2 separate regions of the Homo sapiens genome follow, and region 1 is linked to region 2. Evidence: chromatin contacts called from ENCODE Hi-C or POLR2A ChIA-PET data. All regions are on one chromosome and are shown on one strand. The core of a region is the stretch at or near the end of the contact, and the rest is flanking DNA. Distances in the headings are between cores, read along the strand shown. Region 1 holds the start of ZNF589 (zinc finger protein 589). Region 2 overlaps DHX30 (DExH-box helicase 30).

Region 1 (2,700 bases), core at 132-2,631, 420 kb before region 2:
AAAAACCAAACAGAAAAAAATTTGCCCAGCCCTGTTCTAGACTGTTCCTGTTGTTACATCCAAAGTCATTTGGGGCCGGGTGTGGTAGCTCCCACCTGTAATCCCAACACTTTGGGAGGCCGAGGCAGGTGGATCATCTGGGGTCAGGAGTTCAAGACCGGCCTGGCCAACATGATGAAACCCCGCCTCTACTAAAAATACAAAAAAATAGCCGGGCGTGGTGGCGTGTCCCTGTAATTCCAGCCGCTTGGTAGGCTGAGGCAGGAGAATCGCTGGAACCTGGGAGAAAGAGGTTGCAGTGAGCAGAGATCGCCCACTGCACTCCAGCCTGGGCTACAGAGCAAGACTCTGTCTCCAAAAAAAAAGTCTTTTGGGCCGGGTGGGGTGGCTAACACCTGTAATCCCAACATTGTGGGAGGCCAAGGTGGGTGGATTGCTTGAGGCCAGGAGTTCGAGACCAGCCTGGCAAATATGGCGAAATCCCCTCTCTACTAAAAATACAACAGCCGGGGTGGTGAGGCGCCGCCTGTAATCCCAGCTACTCCGGAAGCTGAGGCACGAGAATCACTTGAGCCTGGGAAAGCGGAGGCTGCAGTGAGCCTAGATCCCGCCACTGCACTCCGGACCGACTCAAAAAATATAAAAATATAATATACTCCGGGCGCGGTGGCTCACGCCTGTAATCCCAGCACTTTGGGAGGCCGAGGTGGGCGGATCACGAGGTCTGGAGTTCAAAACCAGCCTGGCCAACATGGTGAAATCCCCGTCTCTACTAAAAATACAAAAATTAGCCAGGCGTGGTGGAGGGCGCCTGTAATCCCAGCTGCTCGGCAGGCTGAGGCAGAGAACTGCTTGAACCCGGGAGACGGAGATTGCAGTGAACGGAGATCGCGCCACTGCACTCCAGCCTGGGCGACAGAGCGAGACTCCGTCTCAAAATAAATATGATATAATATAATAATACAAAATGCTGTTCTTCAGTTGCACTCCACACATCTCAAATGCTCAGCAGCCATTTATGGCCAATGACTGCCGGAGTGCACAAGTGCAGGATGCCCGGTGAAGAGTCGTGGAGTGAGCACCGTGGAGACTGTACGGGACACCTAGGGAGGAACCTGGCCCCCCAGGGGAGTAAGAGCCGCTGTAGGGGTAGTCAGCGCCTCACACAGCTCGCACCCCACGCGCATCCCTGGTGGATACGGCCGACGCCTGCGCGGCGCCTGCGGCTGGAGCACCGAATGGGGGAGGCGATCTCGCGGCCCCGACTCACCTTCCGCAGTCCAGCCCAGTAGCTGCTCCCGCGGGGCCCACATCTGCGCGCGCACGCACGCACGAAGCAAACGAGGTAGCAGCACCGTGTGTGAAACGGATTAGAATGCGCACCGCGGGCCACTGGCGGCGCCAGAAGAAAGAAGCAGGACTGGGTGAAGTGCGTCACCGCGCGGCGCGCAGCCTGCCGGGAAGCGTAGTTCTCGGGGCGAAATGCGGCTTGTGCAGGGCGAGAGAAAATGCTGAGGCGCACTTTGACCTTCTAGGTCCCCCTCGGCCGCAATATTTGGGGTTGTGCTTACCACAGGTACCCATAAGCAAAATATAGTGTTGTTTTCCATGGTTGTAAACATTATATAAATACACTTACAATGCCTGCTACTAGCTCTTTTGCGCAGTTCTATAATGACACGTGTTGACCTGTTCATTGTGTGTTCACTGCTGTGTGGTATCTAATGTAGAAATACACCAGGACTCCAATTGGACAGACTCATGCGCATCCATGGAGAGCTTCTCAAGGACAGTGGTTCGCAAACTTGTTGTTGTTAAAATCCTTTTACACTCTTAAAAATTACTGAGGACCCCAAAGAGCTTTTGAAACCGCCTTTGCAAAATTATACCTAAGGAAATTATGATGTTATAGGAGTTATTAAGAAATTATTTTAAGCAGATAGAGAAGGAAAGGGGTCCTTGGGAAGTTTTTGTTTCTTTTAAAGCAGCTCCAGAAAGGTTTCTTGTCTAGCAGGAAAGCCTGGGCTCCTAGAGCAGGATGGCAAGCTTTGATATGGAAATACAGGCCATTAGAAACTGGACGCACCCAAACATGGCGATTCCCGCCGTCCTTTTCTTTGCCCTGACATGTGCCTGGCAACATGGCCACCCCCCACATATTCCCACGTGTGTAGAACTTCATGGAGCCCTACATTTGCATATTAAAAAGCTAGGGTGGGAGGGCCAGGTTTTTGGCTGCCACATAAATGACACATCTGATCAAACTAATCCCCTGAGCCCTATGGAAACCAGACACCGCCTCCTCCAGCATCCTCAGATAAGCAGCCACTTTTCCGCACACGGCGCTTTCTCTTTGTTGGAATCCCCGCTCCCTCTGTCTCTGTATGGGGGAGCTGTTTTCGTCTTCCTTCCTTCTTTCTTGCCTATTAAACTTTTCGCTCCTTAAAACCACTCCACGTGTGTCTGTGTTATTAAGCCTATCAGAGACCAAGGACCCTGGTGTTCCTCCAGTCATCAGAGCCTTATCAATGACAGTAAAAGATATCAGATCTAACCCACCTCATCTTCCTTTCAACCTCTAAACTGTCTTTGTCCACTTCTGGGCATAGGCCAAAGTAGCCTTGGGAAGGAATTCAGTTTATAGCTTAAATAATAGCCCTTCCCAAGGGCTAAACTGTTCTTGTAAAATGAATGAAAGGC
Region 2 (2,930 bases), core at 31-2,530:
CATATCATTCTCCACTCTAGCCTCTGGCAGCTCCAAAAGGAGCTGTATATATGCACATGTGCACCTGCGTGTACACTGATCACCTGGGGAGCTTTTTCACCGCATGGACATCCAGCTCCCCACAGGGGACCTGAGAATGGGAGCGATGTTGGAGGCGACTCTATATTTTCAAAAAGTGCTTCCAAGCGTTCTGATGTAACTCTGCTGCCTGGTTTGAGACTGTTTCCTTGGGACAGACTCCTGTGTCAAGTGGCCAGGATGGAGGACACCTGATCCTGTCTCCCTCTAAGCGGTAACTTGTAAAGCAACTAAGAGTCAAGCAGTTAAGCAGTTAAGAAACCATATCTAAGTGGACTTGGCCGGGGCGGGGGGGGTTTCGTCACAGAGGGACCCAACTTCGAGTAGCCCATTACACCCACTGGTTTAACAATAGAGCTGCACTGAGACCACCACCCCGCCCCCACCTTCAGCTCTATAAGGTTGGTGGAGGCTGGCGCTCTCTACCCATCCTTGATGCTTTCAACAGTTTTATCCTCTGCACTATTTGGGAGGCACAAAGCTGGAATCCACCAGAACAGTCATTCTGTCTCTATTTGAGATCCTGATGTCCCAGGAGTTACTTTGGGCTATTTCTCACACTGGTGAGGGCATGCTTGTCCCTAGAAGCTCTAGCCCTTGGCCACTCATCCTGGCAGGAGTTGGACTTTTACTCGTTTTCCCCACTCCCTCGAGGTCTCGCACCTCTCACCTATTCTTGCCGGGAGCAGGTACTCTAAGGGTCCATTCGGGCCTGTGCCACGCTAAGCTTTACAAACAGCAAGGCCGCTGCCCGCCGACGGATGGCGAACTTGGCCACTATGGAAGAGAGGACCCCCGGCCGCCAGGCCCGATTTCGGCCCGCGCCCCTAGCTCTGCCATCCCAGGAGTCAAGGGCGCTGCGGACCGCCCGCCCCCGCCGATGCCCTCACCGTTCACCAAGCTTCCGTCGCCTTCCCCAGGCCCGCCGGGGGCCATCCCTGACTCGGCCTCGGCGGCTTCCTTGGTGTGGTCGGGGTGGGCGCAGCTTGAAGAGAAGCCGCGCGAGCGACCCTGTCGCCCAGCAGCGCGGGGACCCAGCGGCTGCAGGCGCGGAGAGATGCCGGCGGCCAGCGCCATGAGTCTCCTAGCGGCCGCCATCGTGCTCCCGCCGACCCCGAGGCCTGTGCGCGGCAGGGACCGGGCGAAGAGAACGGGAGCGGCCGGCCCGAGCGCCGCGCGCCCCCTGCGGGCCGGGCGGACCCGAAGCCCAAGCCTAGGCGAGGGCATCAGCAGCCCGTCCTCGCTCACCACAGCCCTGGGCCTTCAGTAGGCGGGCTCGGCGCTGCCCAGGGCTAGGACCCTGCAGAGCTCACTCTCCAGCAAATCTAAACCAGCAGTCGTGTGGATGGAAGGCAGGAAGATGGAATGAGGCTGTTGGGGGGAAAATAATGCTAGGCCTTAGCTCAATGTCATCTAAGGAAGCGAAGTTAGTTCCCTCTAGGTCCTACCAATTGTTCCTAACTACCTCTCACGTGCCTCTGGCAAATTGGCAGCCCCATCTTATTTAACGGCTTACAAAGTAAACCTGGTGAAGATCTGGAGCCAGGGCCAGGCGCCGTGGCTCATGCCTGCAATCCCAACACTTTGGGAGGTTGAGGCGGATGGATCCCCTGAGCCCAGGATTTTGAGACCAGTCTGGGCAGCATAGTGAAACCCCAACTCTATTAAAAGTTTAAAAAACGAAAAAGAAAATCTGGAGCCAGGCCAAGGAAGACCTCTTCAGGAAACAGATTTAATCCCCAGGGCTGGAGGGGAAGGTGAAAACACCCAGCTTTGGAAACTGCCAAGAATTGAGCTGGTCCAGCGTAAAGTCCAGCAGTGAAAGTGCTGTTCCTCGCCAGGCGCAGTGGCTCACGCCTGTAATCCCAGCACTTTCGGAAGCCGAGGCAGGCAGATCACCTGAGGTCAGGAGTTCGAGACCAGCCTGGCCAACATGGTGAAACCCCATCTCTACTAAAAATACAAAAATTAGCCGGGCATAGTGTCGCGCGCCTGTAATCCCAGCTACTCGGGAGGCTGAGGCAGGAGAATCGCTTGAACCCAGGAGGCGGAGGTTGCAGTAAGCCAAGATCATGCCACTGCACTTCAGCCTGGGTGACAGAGCAAGGCTCCATCTCAAAAAAAAAAAAAAAAAAAAAAAAGGAAAAGAAAATGGTATCTGAAAGCTGAAGGAGACAACAGTCTAGACAGAAAGGCCCCACCTGGACAGCAGGACCCAAGCCCTTTGTGGCACTTGAGGAAGCCCTCAGGATAGCACTCTTTTCTGACAGCCATTTGGCATAAGGCTGAAATGCCATGATTTCTTAGTTGCCTCTAAAGAAGCCAAAATGAAGAGCTATACACAAAGCAACACTGGCCATGAGTTGTTAATTGTTGAAGCTGGGTGACAGGTACTTGCAGGTTCATTATACTATTTTTTCTAGTTTACAACACATGTGTTGAACAGATGTTTAGATTTTTATGTTAAAAAAAAATCAGCCAGGCGCAGTGGCTCATGCCTGTAATCCCAGCACTCTGGGAGGCTGAGGCAGGCGGATCATGAGGTCAGGGTATCAAGACCATCCTGGTCAACATGGTGAAACCCCATCTCTACTAAAAATACAAAAATTAGCTGGGCATGGTGGCACGCGCCTGTAGTCCCAGCTACTTGGGAGGCTGAGGCAGGAGAATTGCTTGAACCCGGGAGGCGGAGGTTGCAGTGAGCCGAGATTGCGCCACTGCACTCCAGCCTGGCAACAGAGTGAGACTCCGTCTCAAAAAGACAAAAAAAAAAAAAAAAACAACAACCAGGGATGCCAACCAACTAGTTTGTTCCCAGGGGGGTCTTTGTCTCGGTTTGGTTGTGTCCCCAC

What was found. Hi-C counts contacts between places; a loop is a spot of excess contacts on that map. ChIA-PET counts read pairs that join two places held with the same protein, here RNA polymerase II (POLR2A). Pooled maps may share reads with other maps.
Region 1: a pooled map shows a loop between it and region 2 (8-fold over the local background). The contact joins the promoter of ZNF589 here to the enhancer-like site in region 2. A Hi-C loop is called at or near these places in 9 of 50 pooled maps. POLR2A ChIA-PET finds 5 or more read pairs at or near these places in 2 of 52 experiments (CD8-positive, alpha-beta memory T cell and activated T-cell).

Annotation. Positions count from the first base shown.
Region 1 is chr3:48,239,785-48,242,484 of GRCh38, reverse strand. ZNF589 (zinc finger protein 589) reads right to left here and starts at 1,381. Exons shown (of 4, transcript NM_016089.3): 1 at 1,271-1,381. The coding sequence starts at 1,313. RefSeq lists enhancers at 1,212-1,506, 697-1,614, 1,932-2,226.
Region 2 is chr3:47,823,286-47,826,215 of GRCh38, reverse strand. The region is part of intron 4 of DHX30 (DExH-box helicase 30); the gene reads right to left. Among named protein-coding and RNA genes, the nearest start is that of DHX30, 22 kb to the right of the region's middle. RefSeq lists a silencer at 1,121-1,410. Within about 2 kb of position 1,280, at least 29 of the 41 ENCODE cell types and tissues checked have a DNase peak (open chromatin) inside an H3K27ac peak, as active enhancers do.